Regions from separate parts of the Homo sapiens genome. Here region 1 is linked to region 2. The links are chromatin contacts, found by Hi-C in ENCODE. All regions are on one chromosome and are shown on one strand. The core of a region is the stretch at or near the end of the contact, and the rest is flanking DNA. Distances in the headings are between cores, read along the strand shown.

The links. A loop is a pair of places that touch in the nucleus more often than their neighbours do. Pooled maps may share reads with other maps.
Region 1: a loop to region 2 is called in a map of CD8-positive, alpha-beta T cell, with 13 times the contacts of the local background. The contact joins the promoter of TPRKB here to the promoter of MCEE in region 2. A Hi-C loop is called at or near these places in 3 of 168 maps with a recorded cell type or tissue (CD4-positive, alpha-beta T cell, CD8-positive, alpha-beta T cell and naive thymus-derived CD4-positive, alpha-beta T cell), 3 of 37 single-sample maps with no recorded cell type and 12 of 50 pooled maps.

Annotation. Positions count from the first base shown.
Region 1 is chr2:73,732,448-73,738,776 of GRCh38, reverse strand. It overlaps TPRKB (TP53RK binding protein), which reads left to right and starts at 1,432. Exons shown (of 5, transcript NM_016058.5): 1 at 1,432-1,475; 2 at 4,186-4,348. The coding sequence starts at 4,208. RefSeq lists enhancers at 991-1,050, 1,091-1,170.
Region 2 is chr2:71,127,073-71,134,201 of GRCh38, reverse strand. It overlaps MCEE (methylmalonyl-CoA epimerase), which reads left to right and starts at 3,973. Exons shown (of 3, transcript NM_032601.4): 1 at 3,973-4,022. The coding sequence starts at 3,983. It overlaps MPHOSPH10 (M-phase phosphoprotein 10), which reads right to left and starts at 3,568. Exons shown (of 11, transcript NM_005791.3): 1 at 3,448-3,568; 2 at 626-1,304; 3 at 97-254. The coding sequence starts at 3,536. RefSeq lists enhancers at 3,371-3,420, 3,521-3,570, 3,892-4,750.

The DNA of each region.
Region 1 (6,329 bases), core at 183-2,682, 2.6 Mb before region 2:
CTCAGTCTCTTGAGTAGCTGGCATTACAGGCATGAGCCACCATGCCTGGCTAATTTTTTATTTTTTAGTAGAGACGGGGTTTCTCCACGTTGGTCAAGCTGGTCTCGAACTCCCGACTTCAGGTGATCTGCCTGCCTCGGCCTCCCAAAGTGTTGGGATTACAGGCGTGAGCCACCGCACCTGGCCGAATGTTCTTCATGTTTTAGCCCAGTGTGTCATGCCTCCCCACCTCTTCCCCCTGCCCCTGCCCCCTGCAATTAGGCTGTTGCATTGCCACAAAGAAATACCTGAGACTGGGTAATTTATATAGAAACGAGGTTAAATTGGCTCATGTTTCTGCAGGCTGTACAGGAAGCATAGTACCACCATCTGTTTGGCCTCTGAGGAGGCCCCAGGGAGCTTTTACTATTGGCAGAAGGAGAAGAGAGAGCAGGCACATCACATGGTGAGAACTGGACCAAGAGACTGTGTTGGAGGGTGCCACACACTTCTAAATAACCACATCTTCCTGGCACTCACTCACTATTGCAAAGACACCAAGCCATGAGAGATCCACTTCCATGACCCAAACACCTCCCATCAGGTCCCACCTCCAAAAATGGGGACAATTCAACATGAGATTTGGCAGGGACATATATTCAATCCATCCCTGGACCCCCAAATCTCATGTCCTTCTGACATTGCAAAACATAATCATGCCTTCCCAATCACCTACCAAAATTTTAACTTGTTCCAGCATTAAACTCAAAAGTCCAAAGTGTCACAGGAGACATGGCCCAGAAAAAGAACTAATCCCAGCTCCTTGGGAGGCCAAGGCGGGTGGATCACGAGGTCAGGTGATCCAGACCATCCTAGCTAACACGGTGAAACCCCGTCTCTACTAAAAATACAAAAAATTAGCGGGGCGTGGTGGCGGGTGCCTGTAGTCCCAGCTGCTCGGGAGGCTGAGGCAGGAGAATGGCTTGAACCGGGACGCGGAGGTTGCAGTGAGCCGAGATTGCACCACAGCACTCCAGCCTGAGTAACAGAGCAAGACTCTGTCTCAAAAACCAAAGAAATCTCCAGCAGCGGAAATGTATGTAGAACTCATTTTGGTCAGTACTTTTCCTTGTACAGGAAGAAACTGAGGTCGCCCGGTGCAACGCCCAACACAGGTTAAGACAAAGCCGAGACTCAAAACCAGACCCCAGCTTCCGGTCCCAGCCCATAGATTCTTCCATTTCCTTCGCCGGAAGTGATATACAGCCCCTGTTCTCCTTCGCGTCCGTTGACGGGACCCAGGTTGGGGAGGCGGAAGAATGGGCGGGACCATGGGCGGAAGCACCCCTCCTACCAGGACCCGGAAACAGATGGCCACCCCGAGCCGGCCTATCCGGAAACTGGCTCGAAGAAGACGGGGATTGGCCATCGCTTCCGGAAGTTGTGAGCTTTGTTTCGGAGCGGGAGCTCTTCCGAGACGCACTGGGGGCCGGATGGTGAGTTTTCCTTGCGCTCTAACGGGCAGGCTCGGGAGCGGGAGGGTCCGGGCAGTTTTAGTAGTGTCTTTGGGACAACGGCTGCGGTTGGTATTTCTCAAGCGGCAACGAGGCCAGCCCCTGGGAATGCAGCACGAGAATGATAGAGTCAGGCTGTCCCCTCAAGAAATAGTTTAGTGAGGAGACATGCAGCGGATAGGCGCAGGATTCTTCAGAGTTGTGATTGGGCCCAAAAAGGAGCTAGTCCTCAGACTAAAAAGAGCCGTAGTGCCGGGGTTCTGGGCGCTGTAGTAAATGGACTCCAAATGGAGTTGAAGGGAGGGAGGAGTGCGTCAGGCGGAGATGAAAGGAGAGAGGGAACTACCTGTCCGATAGGGCAGAATCGGGGAGAAAGGTTGGTGACTTGAGCTTAGAGAAGGCCATTGCGGCGGTAGCAGAAGAGGAGAGGCAGGGACCAGATCGTAGAGTGTGGAACACCGTGACACAAAGTTGGGGCTTTATCATAAGAGCAGCAGAATGACAAGATCTGATGTACATTTTGAAAGGATCACTGTAACTGCTGGTGACGACTGGATTATAGGAGGGCAGGAATTGTGAGAAACCACTCAGAAGGCTACTGCTGTAGATGAGCGATGTGACCTAGCGTATGGGAGAGAAGTGGACGAATCAAAAGTATATTTAGCAGGTGAAAATTCAGGACTTTACGGATTAGATATAGGATTTGAGTGACAGGTTGGGTCTCAACGATGATTCCAAGTTTCTGACCTGAGTGAGTAAATTACGCTAAACAAGAACAAACTATTTTGAAGTTTTCTAAGGGTTCTTCCCCCCACTCAGTGTTAAAAAGCACGTTTTTTTCCTTTCTTATTATGTGTACTCATGTTTTGTGTGCTTACTGTAGAAAATTCAGAACATACATAACAAAATATTTTCTTTTATATAAAGGACAATAAAAATCACCTCATAACCTCACTACCCAAGATGGTCATATTTTAGTGTTTCTTTCATGTATTTTAAAAAAATATGTGTATCTTTTTATATAATTGGGATCCTACTGATTATGTCTTTCTGTATCCATTTTTTCCACCTTAGCATGACTAATGATTGAACTGTGTGCCAGGATATCGTTCACAAATATATTTTTTTCTGTTTGTAACAGAAAAAGTCAAATTAATTCTAAATAAGAGATAACATTAACTTTTTGGTGTATTTTCTTTTTAATATTTGTTTAAAAGCCTTTTAAAAAACCCACATTTTGGCCAGTTTGTGTTTTGTTTTCCATTCAGATGTTTTTACTTACTTAATGTTATTTATTGCCGTTTTTACACACCGTCAAGACCACATGTTTTAATGGTTGTTAAATAACAACTAATCCCATCATTAGCTAGATAGGTTATTTGCAACTTTTTACTGTTAAAATAATGAGAGGAACATCTTATATAATTATTGGATTCCTAATGACTTCCATCAGAAAGAGTTCTAGAAATATAATCTGCCAGGTAAAAGGATAAAATGAGTCTCAAATTGCCCCACCAAAATATTTTATTAAGAATTTGATAGAAATTGTTTTAAAGAAATTTTTGCAATACATAGTTTTTCCATTCAAAGATATGGTCATGTCTTTCTGGTTATTCAAGTTGTCTTTTATGTTTCTTTTATGTCTTTATATATAATAACCTATCCTTTTCTTGTTAAGCTTATGTCCAAGAAAGGAGCGACATTGATTATTTAATAATTGTACCCTCTCTGCTTAATTTCCATGCGTGGAATGAATATCTTTGGGTCAAGTGGGATACTTTATCCTTTTTTTTTATTTTTATACTTTAAGTTCTAGGGTACATGTGCACAACGTGCAGGTTTGTTACATCTGTATACATGTGCCATGTTTGTATGCTGCACCCATTAACTCATCGTTTACATTAGGTATATCTCCTAATGCTATCCCTTCCCCCTATTCTTTTTTTTTTTTGAGACGGAGTTTCACTCTTGTTGCCCAGGCTGGGGTGCAATGGTATGATCTCGGCTCACTGCAACCTCTGCCTCCCAGGTTCAAGCGATTCTTCTGCCTCAGCCTCCTGAGTAGCTGGGATTACAGGCATGCGCCACCATGCCTGGCTAATTTTTTTGGCATTTTTAGTAGAGACGGGGTTTCTCCATGTTGGTCAGGCTGGTCTCGAACTCCCAACCTCAGGTGATCTGCTCGCCTCGGCCTCCCAGAGTGCTGAGATTACAGGCATGAGCCACTGCACCCAGCCTACTTTATTCTTTAAAATTATTTTCTTCCTTAATATTTATGTCTAGGCCTTCCTAAAATATAAATAAAATGATGAGATCAGGAAGTTAAAAAGACTAAGATAGAGTAAGACTTCATTAATACCGTAAGCAACCTCTGGTTTAAAAAATTCCTGACATTCTGCTCCTACTTGTCTGCTGGGGAAGCAGCCCTTCAACCATGCACCTGAGCCTGCCTCATCTGAACAAACAGCAACCAGCTGGGCCCCTTGGCGTTTCCCTGGGGATGACAACAGAACAACTCAGAAGGGTTAGGAAGACAACATCTCATGAGGATGCCAAATGGGCTTTGGCGATGGATTTTTCTAGTTTAACACTTTTATCAAGTTACTTTCAAAGTTTTTGAATATTTATTAAGAAATGAGTTCTGATGTTAACTTTTAAATGAAATCTTTTGGTCTTTTCATTTTGTGTGCAGTAGAATCCTGCTTATCTGTGAAATGCAGTTAACACATCAGCTGGACCTATTTCCCGAATGCAGGGTAACCCTTCTGTTATTTAAAGATGTAAAAAATGCGGGAGACTTGAGAAGAAAGGCCATGGAAGGCACCATCGATGGATCACTGATAAATCCTACAGTGGTAAATATAAATTTTAAGAATGAATGAGCCTGCTGGGTGCGGTGGCTCACGCCTGTAATGCCAGCACTTTAGGAGGCCGAGGCGGGTGGATCATCTGAGGTCAGGAGTTGAAGACCAGCCTGGCCAACATGGTGAAACCCTGTCTCAACTAAAAATACAAAAATTAGCTGGGCGTGGTGGCGGGCGCCTATAATCCCAGCTACTCGGGAGGCTGAGGCAGGAAAATCATTTGAACCCTGGAGGCAGAGGTTGCAGTGAGCCAAGATTGCGCCATTGCACTCCAGCCTGGGCGACGAGCAAAACTCTGTCTGGAAAAAAAAAATGGCCAGGCATGGTAGCTCACGCCTGTAATCCCAGCCCTTTGGGAGGCCGAGGCAGGCAGATCATGAGGTCAGGAGTTTGAGACCAGCCTGGCCAATATGGTGAAACCCTGTCTCTACTAAAAATACAAAAATTAGCTGAGCATGGTGGTGGGCACCTGTACTCAGGAGACTGAGGCAGGAGAATCGCTTGAGCCTGGGAGGCAGAGGTTGCAGTGAGCCGAGATTGTGCCACTGCACTCCAGCCTGGGCAACAGACCAAGAATCCGCCTCAAAAAAAAAAAAAAAAAAAAAGAATGAATGAGCCATACAGGGCATTTAAGTATACATTAATATTTGTGATGTTATAGGGTAGCCTAAAAATCTGTCACGGTTAGGGAAAAAATTCTTGTCCAAGTCAGATGCAGCCAACTTTGACTATAACAGTGAATAGAGGCAGAAGTGCCAGGTCCTGCCCTAGGAAATAGGAAAGGTTGTGGTCTGGGTCTAATATGGGAAATGCCTGGATCTCCAGCTTCTCATCTTTAAAATGGGGGTTCCTAACAAGACAGTCTGTAGAGGAGGAATAGTGTAGTGGTTAAGAGTACACACAGAGGCCAAGGTGGGTGGATTGCTTGAGGCCCGGAGTTTGAGACCAGCCTGGCCTACATAGTGAAACCGTGTCTCTACTAAAAATACAAAAAGTAGCTGGGTGTGGTGGTGTGTGCTGGTAGTCCCAGCTACTCGGGAGGCTGAGGCACAAGAATCATTTGAACCTGGGAGGCGGAGGTTACAGTGAATTGAGATTGAGCCACTGCATTCCAGCCTGGGCAATGGAGCGAGAGACTCTGTCTGTCTCCAAAAAAAAAAAAAAACAAAAAAACAGGGCACACGCAGTGCGATCATGTTACCGGGAATTAATCCCAGACCTACTACTTAGGCCTTTGAACAAGACATAACCAACCTTTATATAGTGCTTACTGCATTCCTAGCATTGTTCCAAGTGCTTTACGTATACTAACTTGCTTAATCTTCACAACAGCCTATGGAGTGAATACTGTTTCATCGGTCTCTAACAAATAAAATGCTAATGAACTTGCATAAGTTTCCTAGGTGATAGGTGACAGAGATGGGATTCAAACCCAGACATTCTTTGCCTCAATTTCCTCATCAATTACATACTACTACTACTGCTACTACTACTAATAATAGTGTCAATTTCATAGGGTAGTTTTGAGGATTAAAGAAAATATTACAAGTAAAATGTTTGCAATATGATCATGCCCATAATATTAGCCCTCAATTAATGTTATTTAAAAAAATTTTACTATTTGCATAAGTTCCTTGCAGCTTTAAAATTCTGTGATTTCCTGACTACCCAGGCCCTTGGGATAATAGTTGTTTTTTGTTTTTTTTTTTTTTGAGACAGTTTCACTCTTGTTGCCCAGGCTGGAGTGCAATGGCGCGATCTTGGCTCACGGCAACCTCTGCCTCCCGGGTTCAAGCAATTGTCCTGCCTCAGCCTCCTGAGTTGCTGGGATTACAGGTGCGTGCCACCACGCCTGACTAATTTTTGTATTTTTAGTAGAGAGGGTTTCGCCGTGTTGGCCAGGCTGGTCTTGAACCCTGACGTCAGGTGATCTACCCACCTTGGCCTCCCAAAGTGCTAGGATTACAGGTGT
Region 2 (7,129 bases), core at 2,724-5,223:
GAACTTGCTAAGACAAACACATTTGATAACTACGAGTACACACACATGATTGGGCAATTCCAGCTTACAATGTAAAGGATGGTTCAAAATACTCACGTTTCCGAAATACTTAGTTCTTCTGCTTCTTCTTCAGCAATTTCATCATCTTCTTTGTTTGAATCCAGCTCATCATCATGAACATTTGTTATGTCTTCATCACTTTCAACTGGATCAAAAAAATCTTTGTATTTCAGATTTCTGGAACTTTTACCTGACTAAAATAAAAAGATATTAAAAACTATTAATTAGGGATAGAAAAATATATTAACACATGCATATAGATTTGCATGTATATTGTATGTATATATTACTTTCTGACTTAATAACACTACAAGCTAATAACTAATAACCAAACTAATAACTAAATAATTATTAGGTGAAAATGGCAACTAATAACACTACCACAAAATTATAAGACCAACTGGAACATAAATTGAATGGAAGTACAGATTCATTTATAACTGATAAGATAGAGCACAATATTTCTTATCACTAAATCTTCTAACTACAATTAAATCTCTCCTAGAAAAACAGAAGAAAAGCTAATTTGAGGAGGAAAGTGCTCTCTCTTCTCTCAAAACTTTACCTTAAGTTTTTTACTTCCAAACAGTCCCCCTTCATCTTCATCAGAATCAATATCTTCAAAAAAATCAATATCTTCCTCCTCCTCATCATTATCATCTTTTCGTTCCTCTTCTTTTTCTATGTTTTCTAAATAGGCCTCCATTTCAGAGAGTTTGAAGAATTTATCATCTACTATGGACTTTTCTCTTGGTTTTCCCTGTCCTTTGTTTTGCACCTTGCTCTGCTGTTCCAATTTGCTGATATCAAAGTCAAGGTCAGAATCCTCATCACTGAAAACGGGGCTTTTCCTCAGATCAGATTTGCTTGAGTTTTCAGCTCTCTCACCCATTTCAGGATCATCATTACCCATGTCGGACACTTCCTCCTCCTCTAAATCTTCTAGGTCCTCCTTGTCATCAGCCTCTATCTCTGAACCATCCTCTTCACGTTCCTGTTCTTCACTCTCTGGGAGAAGACTGATATCTTCATCATTAATTGTTTCACTAACTGCATTCTGAAAGTATTGTAAAATTGGTTCATTTTGCAATTCCAGTTGTTGCCAAATCTGCTCATCATCAAAATTTTCTATCACAAGTTTTTGCAAGGGGCTTCCATGGATCCTACCATTCTCTAATATTTTATTAAAGTCATAAAGCACTTTTGTTAAAGAAGTGAACTTTGATGCCAATCCCTCTTGAATCCTATTGGGAGGAATTAAGTGAGATTTAGAATTACAGGTAATAATTTCACAGCACTCTTAATAAAAATAAAAAAAACCCAACTCTTTTGTAAAATAAAATTTGAATGAAGTATAAGTATAGATTCTGGCCCCCAACAACATATAAGCTGATGAGCTACACTGATATATAAAACCTGTCAACCAAGTATCTGTGAATCGGCTGTATAGATTTTAGGCAGGAAAACCATTATAAATCTATTTGCTTGGAGATATATAGTGAATTAACCTTAAATTATCAATTCTGCTACATTATATACCACTCCATTCATTTGTTCACTTATTCATTCAATGATCAACATTTGCTTTGGCTACAGTGGTCAAGGAAAACCTCTCTTAGATGTCACATCTGAGAGGAAACCTACAGATAAGGAGATAGTCTTATAAAGGTTGGGAAACATGTATTCCAGGCAGAAGAAATCCTCTAAGATGCAAATCCTCTAGAGGTGAGCTTGAGGAAACAAACAGGTGACCATGGCTAGAGTGTGAAGGAGGCAGAGGGTGAAGCTGGAGAGACTGATGGGAGCCAAATTATGCATGGTTCAGGAGTAAGAATTTGTCATTTAAAGTGTAAAGAGAAAACATTTTAAGCAGAGGGATGAAATGATGATTTACACGAAGGAAGGAGAAAGGGACGAGGGAGGAGGAGGAAAGTACAGTGATTAGAAGGTTGATGCAGCATTCCAGCGAAAGGATAATGGTGATTTAGACTGGAGTTAGAGCAGTGAATATGCTGAGTATAGTTTGGAGGTAGAACTGACAGGATTGCTAAAGAATTAGATATAGAATAGAGAAAAATGAAGACATTAAAGTAGCAGCCTAGTTTTATGTTTGAGTACCTGAAAAGACAGAAGTGCCATTTACTGAGATAGGGAAGGCTTGGGTGGTGGTGTCAGGCCTCTGAGCTGAAGCTCAGCCATTGTAACCCCTGTGACCTGCACATATATGTCCAGATGGCCTGCAGGAGCCAAGAAGTCTGGGGCAGCCGAAAAACCACAAAAGAAATAAAACAGCCAGTTCCTGCCTTAATTGATTAATCAACATTACAACATTCCTCCATTGTGACTTGTCCCTGCCCTACCTTAACTGATCAATCGACCTTGTGACATTCTTCTTCTGGACAATAAGTCTTATGATCTCCCCACCATGTACCTTGTGACCCCGTCCTCCTCTGCTAATAGATAACCACCTTTTACTGTAATTTTCCATTACCTACCCAACTCCTATAAAGCAACCCCTTCCCCATCACCATTAGTTGACTCTCTTTTCGGACTCAGCCCACTTGCACCCAAGTGAATAAACAGCCTTGTGGCTCACACAAAGCCTGTTTTAGTGGTCTCTTCACACAGACGCGCTTGACAGGTGTAGCATGGGAAAAGGACTTCAGGGGATGGCAGAGTATAGGTGGGTAGAAACAACAATTCTATTAAACAGACACAACAGCTCTATTTTGGACGCAGTGAATTTGAGATGCTTGACAGTACCAAAATTTTAAAAATCGTTAAAAGTTGTACAGTGTGGATATCCCAGTTGTGTGCTACGGAATTCAAACTAAGCTCAGTCTGTAGTTGCTGTGAGCTGGGAACTCAGGGAAAGGTTGGGGTTTGAAACATAAATGAGTAATAATTTCATAGATCACATTTTAAATTCTTCAACAAAATACATATAAAACGCTTGTGTTGGGAAGAGACATGGAAGTTCTATTTCTGAAGAAGCTTAGTCATGGGGGGTGGACAGACAAGTGACAAGTTCGTACTTTCAATAAAGTATGCTAAGCGCTAAGTGCTTTGAGAGCACATAGGAGGAAGGAGAAACCAACAGTCTGTGTGTAGAGGGATGGGGGCGTAAGAAGCCCAAGGGAAGCTTCTAGGTGTTAACAATTGAGGTTAGAGTGATTTCAGTAACACTCAACTGAGAGATCCATCTATACAAATTTTAACAGTTTTTAAAATTTTGATAGCCTAGGAAAGCATAAACTCTGAAATTTGGGGAAAAGCGATTTTACGTTTCCCCTTACCTTCCCCCAGCTCCACAATTTGCCGGAGGCCTGCAACCCGCGTCCACGTGAGACCCCGGTCGCACCCCGAGCCCGGGATCTGCGCACTTACGTGAGGAAGCACTCGGGCCGACCCGTGGCTTTGCCGACTTCCGTCAGACACCGCTCCAGGGTCCGTCGACGCCAGACCTGCGGCGCCATGGCTGTCAGCAACTCCCGACACAATGCAGCATGCAAGGGAAGGGAGCCGCCCGGAAACCGCGCGGCAAAGATGCGCCCAGCGCAACTTGGATTTCAGAGCCGAAAGTTCCGCGGCGCACAGGTTCCGGACTCGCCCTCAGCCAGAGCCAATGGCAGCGCGAGCGCTTTCGCAGGAGGGTGGGAAACAAAAATCTCCATGGTCAGCCCAAACGCCTTTCAACTCTCTCCAAACTTCGTTTTGTATTTTTCAGGGGCCCACAAAGGGTGACCCGTCCTGGCCTTACGTTTCTGTTTTAGCTAAAGTAGGCCCGTTGTAGCAGGAAAGCAGCGACCTTCGCCACGCCCCTGACCTTTCTGTCCCCGCCCCCTCTGCCTCCCGCCCCGCCCTCTGCCGCGCGTCTCTCAACCTCCGTGGCTAGTCTTGACGTGGCGGGTTGCTTTCCAAAATGGCGCGGGTGCTGAAGGCTGCAGCCGCGAATGCCGTAGGTGAATACCGGGCACCGGCGACCTTCGCCATGGGACAGGGAGCGTGGGAACGGCGGTCGGGGGCGGAGGAGGCCTCGGCGTGGCCAAAGCACCTTGATCTAATGTCCTCCCCCGGGGGCGCGTTCCACAGCAGCTGCTGTCACTTAGGCAGAGGGTGCCTTCCAGAAGCGCCACCGCTTAGTAGCGGGGATTGCCTTGTGCATGAGTCCCATTTCCATCCGAGAGCTGTGCGCCTTGGGCTCTGCACCTTCCAGTATGTGGGCGGGAGAGTCGAGGGAACTTGCCCGGCAGGTCAGGCAGGGCAGGGACAGAAGTAAATAGAAGCGGATCGGTAAGTTATTTTACCGCGCACCAATAAAGAGACTGGGGAGAAACCAGAAAGGAGAGCACGTTCCGTAAAAACAACAACTACTAGTCGGCCGAACTCCAAGCGTGACCAGCTTTCTGTTGGGAACACTCAAAGGTCAGTGGTGTAAAGAATACAAAAGGAGTGGTTTTTCCACGTGCACTAATATATTTATCGCGTACACAGATAAAAGCATGTGGATTTGGAAACTTTCTTGAGTTCTCTCCCCCTTCATTTTTTTTAAAATATGTACATAGAATCAGTTATGACAGAAATAACTGTAATAATTGTCACGTTTTCTGACTCACTTTCTCCTCTTTTTATCCTTTTTTTTTTTCTCTTCCTCCTTTTATGAGAGGGCAAGTATTTCCCTTAATCTGAGATTCCCTATTAGGAAGAAGGTGCCAAGTGGTAATGCCCCAGAGTTACTCCGGGACATTCGTGATAAATCCTTCTAGCACCAGAGCCCACATTCTTAACCGTAAGGCATACCTTCCTCTTAGGTGATACACAAGATAGGAACGTAAAACTATAAATAAATGAATATTTGGGAAAAGGCATTTTTATGTCTATTTTTAGAACTGCACACTTTAATGATTGACAGTTTGGGAAAAAGTATGACTTCCAACAGGTCATATACATACTGCAAGAACTCAATACAGATAAAGGTGCATGTTTGTTTTGTACTTACATACACATCTTGGCATAAAGGAAAAATGAAGACAGTGTATTCCAAAGATTGCCTTTGATTTGTCCTATTAAGATACTTGAAGCTTAATGTCTCCACTTGTGTGTGTGTGTGTGTGGTTGAATATACATAAAGTAAAATTTACCTTTTTTTTTTTTTTTGAGACAGAGTCTCACTCTGTCGCCCAGGCTGGAGTGCAGTGGCGTTAGCTCACTGCAACCTCTGCCTCCCAGGTTCAAGCCATTCTTCCGCCTCAGCCTCCCGAGTAGCTGGGATTACAGGCACCCGGCACCACGCCCGGCTAATTTTTTGCATTTTTAGTGGAGACGAGATTTCACCATGTTGGCCAGGCTGGTTTGGAACTCCTGGCCTCAGGTGATCTGCCCACCTCGTCTTCCCAAAGTGCTGGGATTACAGGCGTGAGCCCGTCTCTACTAAAAATACAAAAATTAGCCGGGCGTGGTAGCACACGCCTGTTATCCCGGGTACTCGGGAGGCTGAGGCAGGATAATCGCTTGAACCCGGGAGGCGGAGGTTGGCGTGAGCCAAGATCGCGCCACTGCACTCCAGCCTGGGCAACCAAAGCGAAACTCCGTCTCAGAAAAAAAAAAAAAATTGCTTTTTAAGACTGAATAATATTCCATTGTGTGTGTATACCACATTTTGTTTATCCATTCGTCTCTTGATAGACATTTGGGTTATCCCCACCTTTTGGCTATTGTAATACAGCTATGAACGTGGGTGTACAAATACTTCTGAATTCCCGCTTCTTTGGGGGTGTGTATACTCATAAGTGGAATTGCTGGATTACATGGTAATTCTATGTTATGGCCCCTCTTTTAAGGAACATAAAACTTCGCCGAAAAACAAAAGCACAGAAAAATCAGAGTGAACACGTAGAAAAGTTCTGAAAATGGAAATTGAACCTGTTAGGTGGGAGACAAGAATGACCAACTTACATGACTGCATAGGTTTACTTTCATTAATCGTCTGTAAATGGGCTAACAGAAATGTAATCTGTTTACTTACTGTAATGAATAAAAAAAATTGATCATAGTTTGAAACAAGTTGAAGATATATATATGGTGCTGTGAAATTAACTGGTCAAATGTTTAAGAGAAAACTTACCAGACTAACTTGAAAGCACTTCTAATGAATGACTTTCTAAATACGTATGTTTCCTCAAACCAGATATTCAGTGAAAATTCAGACTTATGTTCGGCCAGGCGCGGTGACTCACGCCTGTAATCCCAGCACTTTGGGAGGCTGAGGAAGGTGGATCACCTGAGGTCAGGAGTTCAAGACCAGCCTGGCCAACATGGCAAAACCCATCTCTACTAAAAATACAAAAATTAACCGGGCGTGGTGGCGCGCTCCTGTAATCCCGGCTACTCCGGAGGCTGAGGCAGGAGAATTGCTTGAACCTGGGAAGCAGAGGTTGCACTGAGCCAAGATTGCGCCATTGCACTCCAGCCTGGGCTACAGAGCCAGACTCGTTTCAAAAAAACAAACAAACTTATTACGTGTTCTAAAATTAGATTATGTGAAGGTCGCACAACTTTGCAAAGATGCAAAGAAATGAATTGTACACTTCAAATGGGTGAACTTTATGGTATATAAATTTTAAGTCTGTTTAAAAACTATTAAGAGATAAAGCTGTTAAAAAACCTATTACAAGTGATTATTCACTTTTATAGTACTTTTTATACAAATTTAACATCTAATGTCTTTAAATAGTAAGTACTCTTAATGCATTTGAGTATAGATCCTTGCAGCTAAACCTTTATGTATTCAGGGACAGTGTCTAAAAAGTGTGATCTGAAATAAATGCAAAATCTGAACTGAAAGAAATGCAATGTTGTTTTTAAGTCAGGACACTAAAAGTGATTAACGAGAATTGATATTGAAAGGAAGATTGGAATGAGAGTTAACATACACATCCGATTTTGATCTTTTACTTGTATACCAGCTTCCTGACATGTGAAAATAGTTTCTTTAATCTGTATTCATCTTTACATGCGTTTTTTATTAACACTTCTGTTTTTAAATATCTTATGCATTTATTTGCACATG